Linked DNA regions of Homo sapiens: region 1 is linked to region 2. Evidence: read pairs that join two places in POLR2A ChIA-PET (ENCODE). Cell type or tissue: GM12878. All regions are shown on one strand. Each heading gives the region's core, and the rest is flanking DNA. Links, peaks and the distances in the headings are about the cores only.

Evidence for each region. ChIA-PET counts read pairs that join two places held together with the same protein. Peaks named below come from ENCODE experiments on the same cell type or tissue, not always from the same donor. Only the 100,000 strongest peaks of a DNase experiment are listed, where the experiment ranks them.
Region 1: POLR2A ChIA-PET joins it to region 2 with 12 read pairs; 19 of 35 experiments call an interaction of 5 or more read pairs at or near these places.

Annotation. Positions count from the first base shown.
Region 1 is chr11:62,615,634-62,625,640 of GRCh38, reverse strand. B3GAT3 (beta-1,3-glucuronyltransferase 3) reads left to right here and starts at 3,655. Exons shown (of 5, transcript NM_012200.4): 1 at 3,655-3,775; 2 at 4,970-5,144; 3 at 8,294-8,654; 4 at 8,845-9,135; 5 at 9,842-10,007. The coding sequence starts at 3,694. The coding sequence ends at 9,940. It overlaps GANAB (glucosidase II alpha subunit), which reads left to right. Exons shown (of 24, transcript NM_198334.3): 24 at 1-812. RefSeq lists silencers at 801-1,126, 3,531-3,940 and enhancers at 3,809-4,402, 7,994-8,494, 8,495-8,995. In GM12878, for the core only: no CTCF peak of the experiment used is centred there; a DNase peak (open chromatin) is centred at 3,480; H3K4me3 peaks cover 2,068 bases; H3K27ac peaks cover 1,734 bases.
Region 2 is chr11:62,856,929-62,867,069 of GRCh38, reverse strand. It overlaps a transcript of SLC3A2 not described here. Among named protein-coding and RNA genes, the nearest start is that of SNHG1, 6.1 kb to the right of the region's middle. RefSeq lists a silencer at 370-528 and enhancers at 5,132-6,036, 7,205-8,179, 8,180-9,153, 9,154-10,129, 10,130-10,141. In GM12878, for the core only: a CTCF peak has its summit at 4,249 (motif pointing right); a DNase peak (open chromatin) is centred at 4,279; H3K4me3 peaks cover 1,997 bases; H3K27ac peaks cover 2,362 bases.

The DNA.
Region 1 (10,007 bases), core at 14-8,013, 240 kb after region 2:
TTGTGATCTCCTCACCTCTCCCACTCCATTGATACCAACTCTTTCCCTTCATTCCCCCAACATCCTGTTGCTCTAACTGGAGCACATTCACTTACGAACACCAGGAAACCACAGGGCCCTTGTCGCCCCTTCTCTTTCCCTTATTTAGGAGCCCTGAACTCCCCCAGAGTCTATCCATTCATGCCTCTTGTATGTTGATGCCACTTCTTGGAAGAAGATGAGGGCAATGAGTTAGGGCTCCTTTTCCCCTTCCCTCCCACCAGATTGCTCTCCCACCTTTCATTTCTTCCTCCAGGCTTTACTCCCCTTTTTATGCCCCACCGATACACTGGGACCACCCCTTACCCCGGACAGGATGAATGGATCAAAGGAGTGAGGTTGCTAAAGAACATCCTTTTCCCTCTCATTCTACCCTTTTCCTCTCCCCGATTCCTTGTAGAGCTGCTGCAATTCTTAGAGGGGCAGTTCTACCTCCTCTGTCCCTCGGCAGAAAGACGTTTCCACACCTCTTAGGGGATGCGCATTAAACTTCTTTTGCCCCCTTCTTGTCCCCTTTGAGGGGCACTTAAGATGGAGAAATCAGTTGTGGTTTCAGTGAATCATGGTCACCTGTATTTATTGCTAGGAGAAGCCTGAGGGTGGGGGGAGATGATCATGTGTGCTCGGGGTTGGCTGGAAGCCCTGGGTGGGGGGTTGGGGGAGGACTAATGGGGAGTCGGGGAATATTTGTGGGTATTTTTTTTACTTCCTCTTGGTTCCCAGCTGTGACACGTTTTGATCAAAGGAGAAACAATAAAGGGATAAACCATAAATAACTGGTGGTAGTCTGGATTCTAGTTCTAGCCTGAGCCACAGACCCTAGAAGCCTAGAGACCTTACATTTGCTTTCCTTTTTTTTTCTTTTTTGAGACTGAGTCTCACTCTGTTGCCCAGGCTGGAATGCAATGGCATGATCTGGGCTCATTGCAACCTCTGCCTCCCAGGTTCAAGCAGTTCTCGTGCCTCAACCTCCCGAGTCGCTGGGACTACAGGCATGCGCCACCATGCCCAGCTAATTTTTGTATTTTTATTAGAGATGGGGTTTCACCATGTTGGCCAGGCTGGTCTGGAACTCCTGACCTCAGGTGATCCGCCTGCCTCGGCCTCCCAAAGTGCTGGAATTAAAGGAGTGAGCCACTGCGCCCTGGGTCTTTTTTTTTTTTTTTTTTTTTTTGAGACAGAGTGTCGCCAGGCTGGAGTACAGTGTGTGATCCTGGCTCGTTGCAACCTCTGCCTCCTGGGTTCAGGCAGTTCTCCCACCTCAGCCTCCTTAATAGCTGGGATTACGGGCACCTGCGACCATGGCCAGCTTCATTTTTGTATTTTTAGTAGAGATGGGGTTTCGCCATGTTAGCCATGCTGATCTTGAACTCCTGACCTCAGGTGATCTGCCCGCCTTGGCCTCCCAAAGTGCTGGGATTACAGGCGTGAGGCACCATGCCTGGCCATGGGCCTTACATTTTCATTTGGCTTCAGCATAAGCATCCTTTTTGGGTTTTTTTTTTTTTTTTTTGAGATGGAGTCTCACTGTTGCCCAGGCTGGAGTGCAATGGTGTGATCTCGGCTCACTACAACCTCTGCCTCCCAGGTTCAAGCGATTCTCTTGCCTCAGCCCCCAAGTAGCTAGGACTACAGGCACCTGCTACCACGTCTGGCTGATTTTTGTATCTTTAGTAGAGATGGGGTTTCACCATGTTGTCTCGAACTCCTGGCCTCAAGTGATCCACCTGCCTCGGCCTTCCAAAGTGCTGGGATTACAGGGATGAGCCACTGTTCCCGGCCAGCATGAGCATCCTTGATTTCAGCAAAATGAGCAAGTGCAAGCCTTCCTTGGGTTGCTAGATATTTTCGTAGAAGAGCCCAGCAAGATCATCACATTTTAGTAGGCCTAGTTAGTAAGTGGTGATCAGAGCCAATGGAGTCCCTCTTGGATAGAAATAGCCATAAGGTCAGATAGCTGTTTCTCAAACTAAACTTTTGGAGGATGTCGGGGGTTGAGGAGACATAGTTTCGCTCTATTGCTCAGGCTGGAGTGCGGGGAGTGCTGTGGTATGATCCTGGCTCATTGCAGCCTTGACCTCCCAGGCTTCTAAAGTTCTGGGATTACAGGCATCGATCACTGTGCCCAACCTAGAGGCTTCTGCTTGTAGCTAACAGCACTTTTGTTTTTGTTTTTGTTTTTGAGACGGAGTCTCCCTCAGTCGCCCAGGCTGGAGTGCAGTGGTGCGATCTCGGCTCTTGGCAAGCTCTGCTTCCCGGGTTCACGCCATTCTCCTGCCTCAGCCTCCTGAGTAGCTGGGACTGCAGGCGCCCGCCACTACACCCTGCTAATTTTTTTGTGTTTTTTAGTAGAGACGGGGTTTCACCGTGTTAGCCAGGATGGTCTCGATCTCCTGACCTCGTGATCCGCCTGTCTCGGCCTCCCAAAGTGCTGGGATTACAGGCGTGAGCCACCGCGCCCAGCTGCTAACAGCACTTTTTAAAGTTTCCCATTGTTTTAGTGACAGGAAGTATACTGTTCCCCCTTCCCCTCATTTTGTAGACTGACCACAAGTCAGAGATTATTTTACCAGAAACTTTTTTTGGGGGGTTATTTTTTTTTTGAGACGGTCTCACCCAGTCACCCAAGCTGGAGTGCAGTGGCATGATCACGGCTCACCACAGCCTCAGCCTCCCATGTCAGCCTCCCAAGTAGCTGGGACTGTAGGCCCGCGCCATCACACCCAGCTAATTTTTGTGTTTTTTTTGTAGAGACGGGGTTTTGCCTTGTTGCCCAGGCTGATCTGAAACTCCTGGGCTTCTAAAGTGCCAGGATTACAGGCATGAGCCACTGGGCCGGGCCCTTTTTTTTTTTTTTAAAGGAAAAATGAGAAGGATGGCTTGTGCTTGTGAGGAGGAAGGGGATGCATTCATGGAATTCCCCAGCTCAGGAACTATTTCCAATCAATTTCCTGGTAGTTAAAACACTTCCTTGGCACCCCTGTTGTCATCTGTTGAAGAAATGTGGGCCAGAGGACACACTAGAGATGCTGGAATCGGGTGTCCAGAAAGGACACAAAACTGCCCTGTGGCAATGACATAATTTTTGTCAACTTTGGTTTCTTATCTATCTCAAAGTATTATAGTGAGGATTCCAGGAGAGACACCCAGAGGATCATGTGGTGGGCCTTAGATTTCATTCGTGTAATAAGTATTGAGCAACAGCTATTGGGTGGCGTGACTGACTGGATGGATGAATAAGGTGAAGATCTGGGCGCCAGGACTGGCTTTCTCAGGCAATTCCGTGATGAGGGGGCGGGTCTCGAGGTAGGTACCACGTGCACCTACTCGAGATTCTGCACCTACCCGGGGTTTTGACTGCCGGCCACGCGAGTTTGGCACGCCGGATGTGACGTCACCACCCGGTGGTTCCCGGAACCTGGCGGTGGGACCGGAAATCAAGTCTACAAGGCGGGGGGGTGCACAGATGACCGGAAGCGTGCCCTGGCGGCGCTGCCAGCCCCAGCTGGGAGCTGGTAGGGGAGTGCGAGGAAGGCGGGACGCAGGGCGGAGCCGCTGCAGGGGCGGGGCCTGCGGACAGGAGCCGGGGTTTGGGGCGGGAACCCCTCGTCCCCTGCAGACCCCGCCTGCTCGGGCGCGGGCGGCGGCGCGGCCATGAAGCTGAAGCTGAAGAACGTGTTTCTCGCCTACTTCCTGGTGTCGATCGCCGGCCTCCTCTACGCGCTGGTACAGCTCGGTGAGCGGGGCGGGGCGGGGGTGCGGCGGGCTGGCCCGAGGGCGCCCGCCGCCGTGCATCCCGCCCTGGGGATGAACCCCCGGCAAACACCATTCATCCGCTCGGCCCTCCGGACAGCTCTGCGGCCTCAGGCGCACTGCCCTCTATAGAACGCACCGCGGCTACCCGCCGCACCTCGGATGAAATCCAGACTCCTTCCCAGAGCCTGCAAGGCCCCGCATGATCCTGCTGCCGTCCGCCTCTCCCAACCCCATTTCCACCCCTCTCCCTCGCTCTGCTGCAGCCAGACTGGCTTGCTGACAGTTTCTCGAAAACCCCACGCTCATTACTCTCTCAAGCACTTAACTTGTTCCCTCTGCTTGGGGTGCTTTGCTTCCAGCGTTTCCCGGGCTGCCTCTTTCTCATCCTTCAGGTCTTAGCTCAAATGTCACCTCCTCAGAGAGGCCTTCCCTGACCACCATAGCTAAAGTTACCATTCTTAATTCCATTCCCTTTTATTCTCTATCCTGATTATTTTCTTCATGGCCCCATCACAGTTTGTAATAATGTTATTAATTTGTTTCTTTGCTTAGTGTCTGCTTCCTCCACTAAACAGAAAGCTCGATGAGGGCAGGGACTGTGTCTGTTTTGTTCCCTGCTGTATCCCCAGCACCTAAGGCAGTGCCTCCTAGGAAGAGTATTCAATAAATATTTATCCTACGATGGAATCAATGAATTTAACAATGAGTCTTTGGTCACCTAGCCAAGGGAATGGATCGAACCCTGCCCCTTATGCAAAGATTTAGGGACAGTGCCACTGCGTTATCCTCAGGTATTTGAAAGACTGTCCAAAAGGGGTTCCATAGTGTAATGGTTAGTTGGCACCTTGGACTCTGAAAAGACTGTCCTGTTTAAGGACATGAGCTTGTTAGAAGCCCAGAAGGCAAAATTAGGACCAGCAGGTAGAAAAGATGGAATCAGCTCAATATCCAACATAAAATTGTAACAATGGAATTTATTAAAGTTGGAGAGGGTCTGCTGCTTGAGGCAGTGAGTTTCCCACACGAGAGGTATAGAAAAGGCTACTAGGGAAGTCATAAGGTGATACCTGCATTGGTTAGGAATTAATGAGACGATTACGGCCCTTTGGGATGCTGAACATTCTGCGGTTCTCTGTCCCCACCTTCTTTCCCCATTAATGCTTCCTGGGACCAGGCCAGCCATGTGACTGCCTTCCTCCCCTGCGGGCAGCAGCCGAGCAGCTACGGCAGAAGGATCTGAGGATTTCCCAGCTGCAAGCGGAACTCCGACGGCCACCCCCTGCCCCTGCCCAGCCCCCTGAACCCGAGGCCCTGCCTACTATCTATGTTGTTACCCCCACCTATGCCAGGTATGGGCTCTGGTGCACTCAAGAGGTCTGCGTTGTCCAAGAAGTTGGAGTTGATGATGAGGAGTTTGGGGAGGCACTGGGCTAGGAGTTGTTCCTCAAACTAGAGCATGCCAAAGACAGGATAAATGAACCACATTTATACTCAAATATTTGTGGGAAAATAGTTCTTTTTCAGGCTGGGTGTGGTGGCTCACGCCTGTAATCCCAGCACTTTGGGAGGCCGAGGCGGGTGGATCACCTGAGGTCAGGAGTTCGAGACCAGCCTGGCCAACATGGCAAAACCCCGTCTCTACTAAAAATACAAAATTAGCCAGGCGTGGTGGCGCATGCCTATAATCCCAGCTACTGGGGAGGCTGAGGCAGGAGAATCCCTTGAACCTGAGAGGCGGAGGTTGCAGTGAGCTGAGAGTGCGCTATTGCACTCCAGCCTGGGCAACAAGAGTGAAACTCCATCTCAAAAACAAAACAAAACAAAAGAAAAAAGAAAAAAAATAGTTCTTTTTCTAGAAGGAAAATACAAAATTTCTACCAAATTATAAGATAGAACAATAACATTTCAAAGAAATTTTGAGCTTGGCAGTGAATTAACTCTCTCTCCTTAGGGACCGTTTGGCAAGAAAGTTAAAACCCCCTGATTAAAGTTGAAAGGGCTTGTCTGGGCGCAGTGGCTCACGCCTGTAATCCCAGCACTTTGGGAGCCCGAGGCTGGCGGATCGCCTGAGCTCAGGAGTTTGAGACCAGCCTGGGCAACATGGTGAAACTCTTGTCTCTGAAAAAAAAAAAAAAAAAAAAAAAAAGTTAGCTAGGCGTGATGGTGCATGCCTGTAATCTCAGCTACTCTGGAGGCTGAGGTGGGAAGATTGCTTGATCCTGGGCGGCGGAGGTTGCAGTGAGTGGAGATCATGCAGCCTGGGCGACAGAGAGAGCCCATTTCAAAAAAAAAAAAGTTGAAAGTGCTTGGCCTGATAGTCATACTAGGGTCCAGAAATAGTTATACCAGCTGTTACTTACAGTGTGTTTACTCTCTAGCAGGCACTGTATTTAGTGATTTACATTTGCTTTTGTTTTAAATCAAATGTAATTGGTTTTACTAATAAAACCAATTGGGGAATGTGGTTTTGGATCTGTAGCCATAAGGGTGTTAATACATCTTCTGGGAATCAGATGGCTGTCCCATTCACGCATAGGAAGCTCTAGACCCCACCTGCGACATGCACACACAACCAGCCCTGGGACAGGCAGGTAGATCTGAAGGATAAAGAAGTACAGAAGAGGCCAAGCCCCACGTTCCACATTCCTGGTTTGTTCCTTTTTTTTTTTTCTTCCCCCCGCCTCCCCGCAACACCGAGATGGAGTCTTGCTCTGTTGCCCAGGCTGGAGTGCAGTGGTGTGATCTTGGCTCACTGCAACCTCCACCTCCCGGGTTCAAGCGATTCTCCTGCCTCAGCCTCCCGAGTAGCTGGGATTACAGGCGTGCACCACCACACCAGGCTAATTTTTTTTTTTTTTTTCCCGAGATGGAGTCTCACTCTGTCGCCCAGGCTGGAGTGCAATGGCACGATCTCGGCTCACTGCAACCTCCACCTCCCGGATTGAAGCAATTCTCCTGCCTCAGCCCCCCGAGTAGCTGGGGTTACAAGCATGCGCCACCACACCCGGCTAATTTTTTGTATCTTTAGTAGAGATGGGGTTTCACCATGTTGGCCAGGCTGGTCTGGAACTCCTGACTTCGTGTTCCACCTGCTTCGGCCTCTCAAAGTGCTGGGATTACAGGTGTGAGCCACCATGCCTGGCCAGTAATTTTTTGTATTTTACTTTTGTATTTTTTTTTTTTTTGAGATGGAGTCTCGCTCTGTCATCTAGGCTGGGTGCAATGGCGTGATCTTGGCTCACTGCAAGCTCTGCCTCCCGGGTTCACGCCATTCTCCTGCCTCAGCCTCCCAAGTAGCTGGGACTACAGGTGCCCGCCACCACACCCAGCTAATTTTTTATATTTTTAGTAGAGATGGGGTTTCACCGTGTTAGCCAGGATGGTCTCGATCTCCTGACCTCATGATCCACCTGCCTCAGCTTCCCAAAGTGCTGGGATTACAGGTGTGAGCCACCATCCCCAGCTCTTATTTAATCTTTAAAACAACATTGTTATAAAGTACTGTTATTCCCATTTTACAGTTGAGGAAACTGAGGCTTAGGGAGATTGAGCCATTTTCCCAAATTGTCTCACATAATAAGTTACAAAACTGGATTTCAAACCCAGATCTACCTGATCCCAAAGCCTGTGCCCTTAATTTGTTTTTTTTTTTTTTTTTTTTTTTTTTTGAGACAGAGTTTCGCTCTTGTCGCTCAGGCTGGAGTGCAGTGGCACAATCTCGGCTCACTGCAACCTTCGCCTCCCGGGTTCAAGCGATTCTTCTGCCTCAGCCTCCCGAGTAGCTAGGATTACAGGTGACTGCCACCATGCCTGGGTAATTTTTTGTATTTTTAATAGAGACGGGGCTTCGCCATGTTGGGCAGGCTGGTCTCGAACTCCTAACCTCAGGTGATCCGCCCACCTCGGCCTCCTAAAGTGCTGGGATTATAGGCGTGAGCCAACATGCCCGGCCTTTTTTTTTTTTTTTTGAGATGGAGTTTTGCTGTTATCACTGAGGCTGGAGTGAAATGGTGCGATCTCAGCTCACTCCAACCTCCTCCTTCCAGGTTCAAGCGATTCTCCTGCCTCAGCCTCCCAAGTAGCTGAGATTACAGGCATGTGCCACTACACCCAGCAAATTTTTGTATTTTTTTAGTAGAGATGGGGTTTCACCATATTGGCCAGGCTGGTCTGGAACTCCAGACCTCAGGTAATTCACCTGCCTCAGCCTCCCAAAGTGTTATTATAGGTGTGAGCCACCATGCCCGGCCCTGTGCCCTTAATTTATAGTCTCCCACAGCCTGAGCTCTGGAGTTGAGGTGGGTGATGGACATGGACCAGAAGAACAGGGCAGGTGAGTGTTAGCATGAAGTTGACAGGCAAGAAAGAGGGAGTTTAGGCATTGGTTGGGAAGGGCCACAGGAGACGCAGGCAGTGGCCCAGGAGAAGCTGTCTGCCCTGGCTGGAGCAGGCAAATGGTGCCTGCCCCTTTTCCTTGTGCTGCATCTCTCCCCTGCAGGCTGGTACAGAAGGCAGAGCTGGTACGACTGTCCCAGACACTGAGCCTGGTGCCCCGGCTGCATTGGCTGCTGGTGGAGGATGCTGAGGGTCCCACCCCGCTGGTCTCAGGGCTGCTGGCTGCCTCTGGCCTCCTCTTCACACACCTGGTGGTCCTCACGCCCAAAGCCCAGCGGCTTCGGGAGGGCGAGCCTGGCTGGGTTCATCCCCGTGGTGTCGAGCAGCGGAACAAGGCCCTGGACTGGCTCCGGGGCAGAGGGGGTGCTGTGGGTGGGGAGAAGGACCCACCACCACCAGGGACCCAAGGAGTCGTCTACTTTGCTGACGATGACAACACCTACAGCCGGGAGCTGTTTGAGGAGGTGAGCACCAGGATGGGGATGGGCAAGAGACCAGGTGCGGCCAGCTTCATTCGTTACCTTGGTTAGCAGTGTTGCCGTTGGCTGCTGGGTGAGGGGCTGGAAGCAGTGGGGCAGAGTGAGCCAGGTGGCTCTTTCTGCTGCTCCCTTCCCCGGACCACCCCTCTGTTTCTTCTCTCCCGACCTCCGTTAGATGCGCTGGACCCGTGGTGTCTCAGTGTGGCCTGTGGGGCTGGTGGGCGGCCTGCGATTCGAGGGCCCTCAGGTACAGGACGGCCGGGTAGTGGGCTTCCACACAGCATGGGAGCCCAGCAGGCCCTTCCCTGTGGATATGGCTGGATTTGCCGTGGCCCTGCCCTTGCTGTTAGATAAGCCCAATGCCCAATTTGATTCCACCGCTCCCCGGGGCCACCTGGAGAGCAGTCTTCTGAGCCACCTTGTGGATCCCAAGGACCTGGAGCCACGGGCTGCCAACTGCACTCGGGTAAGGGAATGGAGATGGGCATAGAAACCTGGCTCTTGGATGGACAGGTGATGGGGGAGGTACAGTGAGACCCTGGGAATGGGTGGTTTAACCAGGAGGGACTCTCCAGATCTCTGATCAGCCTTGCTGACTCTACTGAAGGGGAAGCTGGGAACTAGCGGGGGAAAGTGGTCTCCTGCCACTCTGCCCCGAGTTCTGGGAACCCATGTGGCACAGAGAGGATGAAGGAATAAGGCCCTGTTTGTTGTTTTTTTTTTTTTTTCAGACAGAGTCTCGCTGTGTCACCCAGGCTGGAGTGCAGTAGCGCAATCTTGGCTTAGCGCAAGCTCCGCCTCCCGGGTTCACACCATTCTCCTGCCTCAGCCTCCCAAGTAGCTGGGACTACAGGCACCCGCTACCACGCCCGGCTAATTTTTTTGTGTTTTTAGTAGTGACGGGGTTTCACGGTGTTAGCCAGGATGGTCTCAATCTCCTGACCTCGTGATCCGCCTTCCTCGGCCTCCCAAAGTGCTGGGGTTACAGGCGTGAGCCACGCGCCCGGCCAAGGCCCGGTTTTAGAGGCACTAAGTCTTCCTCCACCCTGCCCTTTACACTTTGAAGCCTATACTGTATATGTCGATAGGGTTAGAGAATCCATTCCAGGCTCGGGGACCCAGAGGCCTGGCTGCAGCTGGGCCTGGCTCTCACTGCATCCCTCCTGGCACAGGTACTGGTGTGGCATACTCGGACAGAGAAGCCCAAGATGAAGCAGGAGGAGCAGCTGCAGCGGCAGGGCCGGGGCTCAGACCCAGCAATTGAGGTGTGATGGCGGCCCCACCCCAACTACCACCTCTTTTCAGGCACAGACCTTGTGGGACTGGGCCCCAGGCCTG
Region 2 (10,141 bases), core at 1,149-9,148:
GCGGCGAGCCGAGATCAGTCCATCGCACTCCAGCCTGCACAACAAGAAACTCCATCTCAAAAAAACAGAAAGAAAAAGAAAAAGAAGAAAAAAGAAATAGCAGATTCACCTTAAAGTTTTTTCCAGAAACCAAAAGATACGGTGGAATGTGACAGTCTGAATTTTAACTGACATCTGCCCCAAAAGGTAGAACCACAGCATTCATGGAGGTAATGCAATACTATATTGACTTGTAAAAAGGATGAGCAAGTTTAAGTTTTTATTCAATCTCCCTGTTCCAAAAATCTATCTGATAAAGTATCCTCAAGTACAGAACTGATGAGATGTTAGAGGATAAGAACAGATACTATTCTGGCTCACAGACCAAAAAAGCAGGGCCAGATGCGGTGGCTCACCTTGTAATCTCAGCACTTTGGGAGGCTGCGGAGGGCGGATCACCTGAGGTCAGGAGCTTGCAATCAACCTGGCCAACATGGTGAAGGCCCATCTCTATTAAAAATACAAAAATTAGCCAGGTTTGGTGGCACACACCTGTAATCCCAGCTACTTGGGAGGCTGAGGCACGAGAGTAGCTTGGACCCAGGAGATAGAGTTTACAGTGAGCCAAGATCGTGCCACTGCACTCCAGCCTGGGCAATAGAGTGAGACCACCCCCCCACCTGCCAAAAAAAAGCAAAGAAACTACCACAATTAACATTCCCATCAGGATGGATCACCTGAGGTCAGGAGTTCAAGACCAGCATGGCCAACATGGTGAAACCCCGTCTCTACTAAAAATACAAAAATTAGCTGGGGATGGCGGCAGGCACCTGTAATCCCAGCTACTTGGGAGGCCGAGGCAGAAGAATCTCTTGAACCCAGGAGGCAGAGGTTGCAATGAGCCAAGATCGTACCATTGCACTCCAGCCTGGGCGACAAGAGCAAAACTCCATCCAAAAAAAAAAAAAAAGTGGCTGAAAAAAGTGGGCATGCTGGAATAGATATACGTACTATACTGTACTATGTGAGACCAGAGAATGGTGTTCCAAGAAAGGACCCGAAGGACACATTTACAAGACCATCAAGAATATACTGGTGACATCGGTGGACATCAGCATCACTTAGAAATTCAGTGGTGGCTTCTGAGCAGTCCACAGCTGATGACAGGAGAAGCAGTCAGAGCTGAGCTACTCAAGATATACGGGGAAGTATCTCCCAACACGTAACAGAGGCTGGGTAGCATTGCTTAGCTGCCAAAAGCCAGAAATATGCAACTACCATAAAACTGTCAATGTTGCAGGGGTAGCCATGAGGCGTTTGATTCACAGAGTTGTGGATACAATAGAGCATGGCATCCTTAGGGGAAAAATATGCGGATAGCCAAAAAGGATGCTACTAAGCATCTACAAACAGAAAAAGGCAAGAATAGAGGAGGAAGAGGCAGCTAAGGGCAATCACCACAATAAACAGGCAAAATCCTTGATTCAGCTCCTGGATCTAAGCCAACTTTTTTTTTTTTTTTTTTTTTTGTGGGGGAGACAGAGTCTTGCTCTGTTGCCCAGGCTGGAGTGCAGTGGTGCAATCTAGGCTCACTGCAACATCCTCCACCTCCAGGGTTCAAGGGACTCTCCTGCCTCAGCCTCCCTAGTAGCTGGGATTACGGGCACACGCCACCATGCCCAGCTAATTTTTGTATTTTTAGTAGAGATGGGGTTTCGCCACATTGGCCAGGCTGGTCTCAAACTCCTGACCTCAAGTGATCTGACTGCCTTAGCCTCCCAAAGTGCTGGGATTACAGGCATGAGCCACCGCACCTGGCTGAAACAACTTTCACATCCAAAACTCAATTACTGAAGAGGTACACAAATCCCTACGAAAGGATGCTAAAACTGTAACGGTTCTGCCAGTTCCTCCTAAAAGGGAGAATGTCAACATATCACTTACTCAGATAACGGTACACTGGGTAAAGGGAAATGCCTAAACACTTTGAGGATTTTGGGCACAAGATCTGAGCTGACATTGAGACCTGGAAACCCAAAGCTTCATCATGATTCCCACATTACAGTGGGGACTTACAGGTGTCAGGCAGTAACTGAAGTCCTAGCCAAAACTTACTAGCTCATAGTAAGTCTGCTTGTCCATGGACCCATCACTAGATATTTCCTCAGTTCCAAGTGTTTAAACGGGGACTGGGCATGGGAGGCTGAGGCAGGAGAATTGCTTGAACCCAGGAGGTGGAGGTTGCAGTGAGCCGAGATTGCACCACTGCACTCCAGCCTAGGCGACAGAGTGGGACTCTGTCTCAAAACAAAAAAAAAAATTAGCGGCCGGGCGTGGTGGCTCACACCTGTAATCCCAGCACTTTGGGAGGCCGAGGCGGGCGGATCACGAGGTCAGGAGGTCGACACCATCCTGGCTAACACAGTGAAACCCCGTCTCTACTAAAAATACAAAAAATTAGCCAGACTTGGTGGTGGGCGCCTGTAATCCCAGCTACTCGCAAGGCTGAGGCAGGAGAATGGCGTGAACCCGGGAGGTGGAGCTTGCAGTGAGCCGAGATCGCGCCACTGCACTCCAGCCTGGGCGACAGAGCGAGACTCCGTCTCAAAAATAAAAATAAAAATAAAAAAAATAATTAGCCAGGCGTGCTGGTGCGCGCCTATAGCCTCAGCTGCTTGGGAGGCTGAGGACCAAGAATTGCTTGAACTCGGAAGGTGGAAGTTGCAGTGAGCCCAGATGGCACCACTGCAAGCCAGCACATTCCATCTCAAAAAAAAAAAAAACCAAGTATTTAACAGGATTGATATACTTAGGAGTTGAAGTAATCGCATTGGGTCCTTGGCCTAAGAGGTAAGACCTATCATAGTGGGACAGACAAAGAGATCTCTAAAACCCCTCCCTCTCTTCAGCTATGATAGTAAATCAAAAGCAGTATCACATCCTGGGGAGGGACAGAGATTAGTGCCACCATTAAAGACAAAAAGAATGCACGGGTGTGGTGTCTGTCACATCCAGACTTAGAAATATATCTCCAGCCCACATACCGGCTAAGCTGCCAACTTTGACTCAAACTCTGAGCAGGAAAGGGCTCTGCATCAAGTCTAGGATGCAATGCACACTTAAGCCATGCAATCCAGCAGATCCTGGGGGTTCAAAGTATCAGTAGCGAAAAAAAGATTCAGTGTAGAACTTATGGCAAGCTCCTATGGCAAAAGCACAATGCAAGTCCCTGAGATTCTGGAGCAAGGCCAAGCTGTCCAAAGCAGGGAAGTAGGTGCCTTTTGAGAAACAGCATCAGGGCTGTTACTGGAAAGCTTGACTATGAAGCATCCAGAACTGCCCCATTATGAATTGGGTCTTGTCAGACCTATCAAGTCATAAAGTCAGACAGACCCTTTAGTCAGATATAAAGATGGAAATGGTATATTCATGATGAAGCTGAAAGCAGAACCAGAAAACATTAGTACATTGCATGAGCAGGTAGCCCAGATACCCATGTTACCCACTGCAGTTGTAAAAGCACCTCTTCCCTGGAAGACCACCTCAATGTCACACTCCTCCACAACCCAGGAAATTCTATTTATGTTGGGCCAGGTATAGTGGCTCATGCCTGTTTCCCAGCAATTTGGTCGCTTGAGCCCAGGAGTTGGAGACCCGCCTAGGCACCATAGTGAGGCACTGTCACACTCCAAAAAATTAAAGAATTAGCTGGGTGTGATGGCACATGCCTACAGTCCCAGTTACTCAGGAGGCTGAGGTGGGAGGATCCTCTGAGCCCAGGAGTTCAACACTGCAGTGAGCCGTGATCACACACTGCATTCCAGCCTAGGTGACAGAGTGAGATCCTGGTTCAAAAAGAAAAGAAATTGAGGCCCAGAGTGGTGGCTCACGCCTGTAATCCCAGCACTTTAGGAGGCTAAGCCAGGCTGATCACTTAAGGTCAGGGGTTCGAGACTAGCCTGGCCAACATGGTGAAACCCCGTCTCTACTAAAAACATAAAAATCAGCTGGGAGTGGTTGCAGCGCCTGTAATCCCAGCTACTCAGGAGGCTGAGGCAAGAGAATCGCTTGAACCTGGGAGGCAGAGGTTGCAGTGAACTGAGATCACGCCACTGCACTCCAGCCTGGGTGACAGAATGAGACCCCATCTCAAAAAGAATTTGAGCCTTTTCTCCACTGTCACGTCTCTGCCAGTTCCCTGACAAGCACTGGTCATTTGCATATCCTTCTCCTCTATTAATTGAGGCAGTGCCTCTTGCTGCCAGGTGGGGGCAGGGTTGCTCCTTGAACAAACACTCTCCAGACCTCTCTAAGAGCAAAATCATTTGGTAAGGTAGGACAGTCAATGAATTGGCTGAGAAAAGATCATTTAAAAATTTACAGCATTCCCAACATAAAGAGGCAAACTGAAAAAAACTTATAGAGGTAACTAATAAATGTATATTGAGTCCTATTTGTGAATTGTATTCTGCTAGACAATAGAGATAGCAGGATGATTTACCTAGATAAAATCAAACCCCAGGGAGTTGACTGTGGGTGAGAAGGGGTAGTTTAGGCTTGGGGGAGGGGTGGCGATAGGGAGGAAGGGCTTTTTTCCTGTAGAGATGGGGGTTTCATCTTACTATGTTGCCCAGGCTGGTCTCAAACCTCTGGCCTCAAGGGACCCTCTCACCTTCGCCTCCCAAAGTGCTGGGATTACAGGTGTGAGCCATTGGCCCTGTTAGAAGCAGGGCTTTTTTTTTTTTTTTTTTTTTTTTGAGACAGAGTCTCACTCTGTCGCCCAGGCTGGAGTGCAATGGCGTGATCTCAGCTCATCGTTGCGATGAGCTCATCGTTGCCTCCACCTCCCAGGTTCAAGCAATTCTTATGCCTCAGCCTCCCGAGTAGCTGGGATTACAGGCACACTCCAACATGTCCAGCTAATTTTTGTATTTTTAGTAGAGACGGGATTTCACCATGTTGCCCAGGCTGGTCTTGAACTCCTGACCTCAGGTAATCCGCCTGCCTTGGCCTCCCAAAGTGCTGGGATTACAGGTAAGCCACCGCGCCTGGCCTAGCAGCACTTCTTAATGGCTGTATTGATCAATTTGGGCTATAGCTTAAAGACAATGGAGAGGCACTGAACTGATTGTGAGCTGAAGTGGGACCTGACCAGACTTTTTTTTTTTTTTTTTTTTTTTGAGAGAGGTTTTGCTCTTGTTGGCCAGGCTGGAGTGCAGTGGCACGATCTCAGCTCACCGCATCCTCCGCCTTTCTCAAGCGACTCTCCTGCCTCAGCCTCCTGAGTAGCTCGAATTACAGGCATATGCCACCACGCCTGGCTGATTTTGTATTTTTAGTAGAGATGGGGTTTCTCCATGTTGGTCAGGCTGGTCTCGAACTCCCAACCTCAAGTGATCCACACGCCTAGGCCTCCCAACGTGCTGGAATTACAGGCATGAGCCACTGTGCCCGACCGACCAGAGTTTTTATTCGTAAAGATCACTCTGACTACAGTGTGGAGAATGAACTAGAAGGGAAGAAGCCAGAGCCAGGAAGCCAGACTGAGTCTGTTACCTAGGGATTGCTTTGGGAGGCCAAGGCTGGAGAATCACTTGAGCCCAGGAGTTTGAGACCAGCCTGGGCAACACAGCAAGACCTCTGTCTATTCAAAAAGCAAAATAGATTAGCTGGGCACGGTGGCCCATGCCTGTAGTCCCAGCTCAGCCCAGAGGATTGCTTGTGTGCAGGAGTTTGAGGTTACAGTGACCAAGAGTGAAACCCTCTTTTTTTTTTGAGACAGGGCCTCTATTTGTTGCACAATTAAAGCTCACTGCAGCCTTGAACTCCTGGGCTCAAGCAATCCTCCCCACCTCAGCCTCCCCCAGAACTGGGACTATACACATGCACCACCACACGCAGCTAATTTTTATTTTTGTAGAGACGGGCTCCATATGTTGCCCAGGCTGGTCTCAAACTCCTGGGCTCAAGTAGTCTGCTTGCCTTGGCCTCCCAAAGTGCTGGGATTATGTGGGGGAAAGAAAGAGAGATCACACTGTTACTGTGTCTATGTGGAAAAAGGAAGACATAAGAAACTCCATTTTGATCTGTACTAAGAAAAATTATTCTGCCTTGAAACACCGTTAATCTGTAACCCTAGCCCCAACCCTGTGCTCGCAGAAACATGCACTGTATTGACTCAAGGTTTAATGGATTTAGGGCTGTGCAGGATGTGCTTTGTTAAAAATGTGTTTGCAGGCAGTATGCTTGGTAAAAGTCATCGCCATTCTCCAGTCTCGAGTACCCAGGGACACAGTGCACTGCGGAAGGCCGCAGGGACCTCTGCCCAAGAAAGCCTGGGTATCGTCCAAGGTTTCTCTCCACTGAGACAGCCTGAGATATGGCCTCATGGGAATGGAAAGACCTGACCGTCCCCCAGACACCCATAAAGGGTCTGTGCTGAGAAGGATTAGTGAAAGAGGAAGGCCTCTTTGCAGTTGAGATAAGAGGAAGGCATCTGTCTCCTGCTAGTCCCTGGGAATGGAATATCTCTGTATAAAACCCGATTGTACATTCTATTTACTGAGATAGGAGAAAACCGCCTTATGGCTGGAGGTTAGACATGCTGGCGGCAATACTGCTTTTTTTTTTTTTTTGAGACAGAGTCTCGCCTTGTCGCCCAGGTTTCACACCATTCTCCTGCCTCAGCCTCCCAAGTAGCTGGGACTACAGGCGCACGCCATCACACCCGGCTAATTTTTTTTTTGTATTTTTAGTAGAGACGGGGTTTCACCATGTTAACCAGGATGGTCTCGAACTCCTGACCTCGTGATCCACCCACCTCAGCCTCCCAAAGTGCTGGGATTACAGGCGTGAGCCACCGCGCCCGGCCAATACTGCTCTTTACTGCGCTGAGATGTTTGTGTAAAGTCAATCATAAATGTGGCCTACGTGCACATCAAGGCACAGCACCTTTCCTTAAACTTATTTATGACACAGAGTCCTTTGCTCACATGTTTTCCTGCTGACCCTCTCCCCACCATTACCCTATAGTCCTGCCACATCCCTCTGGCTGAGATGGTAGAGATAGTGATCAATAAATACTGAGGGAACTCAGAGACCAGTGCTGGTGCGGGTCCTCCGTATGCTGAGCGCCAGTCCCCGGGTCCACTTTTCTTCCTCTATACTTTGTCTCTGTGTCTTATTTCTTTTCTCAGTCTCTCGTCCCACCTGACGAGAAATACCCACAGGTGTGGAGGGGCTGGCCCCCTTCAGGATTACAGGCGTGAGCCGCTCCACCCAGCCTACTTTTTTTAAAATGCCCTCTTTTCTAGTAGATTCTATGTCACTCACAAGAGGTTGCAAACTCACAATCAAAGGCCACCTTTGGCCCACGGGCATATTTTGGTTTTTTGTTTGTTTTTGAGACTCACTCTTGTCCCCCAGGCTGGAGTGCAGTGGGGTGATCTTGGCTCACTGCAACTTCCACCTCCCGGGTTCAACCACTTCTCCTGCCTCAGCCTCCTAAGTAGCTAGGATTACAATCGCCTGCCACCGCACCCACACCACGCCCGGCTTATTTTTGAATTTTTAGTAGAGAAGGGTTTTCACCATGTTGGCCATGCTGGTCTCTAATGTGGGGAAAAGCAAGAGAGATCAGATTGTTACTGTGTCTGTGTAGAAAGAAATAGACATGGGAGACTCCATTTTGTTATGTACTAAGAAAAATTCTTCTGCCTTGAGATTCTGTGACCTTACCCCCAACCCCGTGCTCTCTGAAACATGTGCTGTGTCAAACTCAGGGTTCAATGGATTAAGGGCGGTGCGAGATGTGCTTTGTTAAACAGATGCTTGAAGGCAGCATGCTCCTTAAGAGTCATCACCACTCCCTAATCTCAAGTACCCAGGGACACAAAAACTGCGGAAGGCCGCAGGGACCTCTGCCTAGGAAAGCCAGGTATTGTCCAAGGTTTCTCCCCATGTGATAGTCTGAAATATGGCCTCGTGGGAAGGGAAAGACCTGACTGTCCCCCAGCCCGACACCCGTAAAGCGTCTGTGCTGAGGAGGATTAGTATAAGAGGAAGGCATGCCTCTTGCAGTTGAGACAAGAGGAAGGCATCTGTCTCCTGCCCGTCCCTGGGCAATGGAATGTCTCGGTATAAAACCCGATTGTACGTTCCATCTACTGAGATAGGGAAAAACCGCCTTAGGGCTGGAGGTGGGATCTGCGGGCAGCAATACTGCTTTGTAAAGCATTGAGATGTTTATGTGTATGCATATCTAAAAGCACAGCACTTAATCCTTTACCTTGTCTATGATGCAAAGACCTTTGTTCACGTGTTTGTCTGCTGACCCTCTCCCCACTATTGTCTTGTGGCCCTGACACAACCCCCTCTTCGAGAAACACCCACGAATGATCAATAAATACTAAGGGAACTCAGAGGCTGGCGGGATCCTCCATATGCTGAACGCTGGTTCCCCGGGTCCCCTTATTTCTTTCTCTATACTTTGTCTCTGTCTTTTTCTTTCCTAAGTCTCTCGTTCCACCTTAGGAGAAACATCCACAGGTGTGGAGGGGCAACCCACCCCTTCACTCTAACTCCTGACCTCAGGTGATCCGCCCACTTTGGCCTCCCAAGGTGCTAGGATTACAGGCATGAGCCACCACGCCCGGCCAAAAAATTTTAAATTCAACATTTCAACGTGAGTAAATACACAATTCTGGACTTCTGGATTCTTTTGAAAACTGACTATCTGATCACACAGAGACAATATTGTCGCAAGGCAACAATCAGCTGGAGCTGTGAAAGGGCTGCCCAGTTCACCAGAGTCCCAACTCAGTTCATTTCACTTACCTACATTACTTAGCTGATTTCTGTACGTGAGTTGGAGACCCCTAACCTAAATCCCCTCTTTTCCACTTCCACTGCCATTATACTTGTTAGCATTGAATCCTCTTGCCTAAACTACTATGGCAATCTAATTAATGCCCTTGTCTCCATCTTATCCCCCAATGTCTTATCACTTTCCTACTTAAAAACTCTCCCCGGTTTTTTTTTCTTTTCTATGTATAATTCAAATGATTTAGCTTTGCATTCAAGGTCCTGCTTATCTGGCTTTCCCCAGGAAATACTTTCCAGTTTTATATTCTAATACTCCCCTTTTGCCCATCTTTCATGAATTGTAGCTACACACTTCCTTCTTTTTCTAGCACCAAGCTTGTGCTCCAGTTGTTCCTTTAACTGGAATTCCCCTCCCAAGTCTTTCTACCCTTTCAGGCCCAGACACTCTATAAAGCATTTCCCGACTGCCATTCCCACACACAACCTCCCCAGCCTTGTCTGTCTACTCTGGGCCATCTTGATTTTCCAGTTTATCTGTCCCACATTTTTTTTTTTTTTTTTTTTTTTTTTTTGAGACAGGGTCAATCTCAGTCATCCAGGCTGGAGTGCAGTGCAGTGGCTTGATCACAGCTCATTTGCAGTCTCAACCTCCTGGGCTCAAGCAATCCTCCCACCTTAGCCTCCCAAGCAGCTGGGGCTACAGGCATGCACCACCGCTCCTGGCTAATTTTTTCTATTTTTTTTGTAGAGATCGGTATGGGTTTCTCACTATGTTGCTTAGACTGGTCTTGAACTCTTGGGCTCAAGAGATCCTCCCGCCTTGGCCTCCCAAAATGCTGAGCCAGGCCGGGTGTGGTGGCCCACCCCTGTAATCCCAGCAGTTTGGGAGGCTGAGGCAGGAGGTCACCTGAGGTCAGTAGTTCGAGAGCAGCCTGGCCAACATGATGAAACCCCGTCTCTCCGAAAAACACAAAAATTAGTGTGGCATGATGATGGCGGGAGCCTGTAATCCCAGCTACTCAGGAGGCTGAGGAAGGAGAATCGCTTGAACCTGGGAAGCGGAGGTTGCAGTGAACAGACATCCCGCCACTGCACTCCAGCCTGGGCGACAGAGCAAGCCTCCGTCTTGAAAGAAAAAAATGTTTGGCCGGGCGCGGTGGCTCACGCCTGTAATCCCAGCACTTTGGGAGGCCGAGGCAGGCGGATCACCCGAGGTCAGGAGTTCAAGACCGGCCTGACCAACATGGAGAAACCCTGTCTCTACTAAAAATACAAAATTAGCCGGTCACAGTGGCGCATGCCTGTAATCCCAGCTACTCAGGAGGCTGAGGCAGGAGAA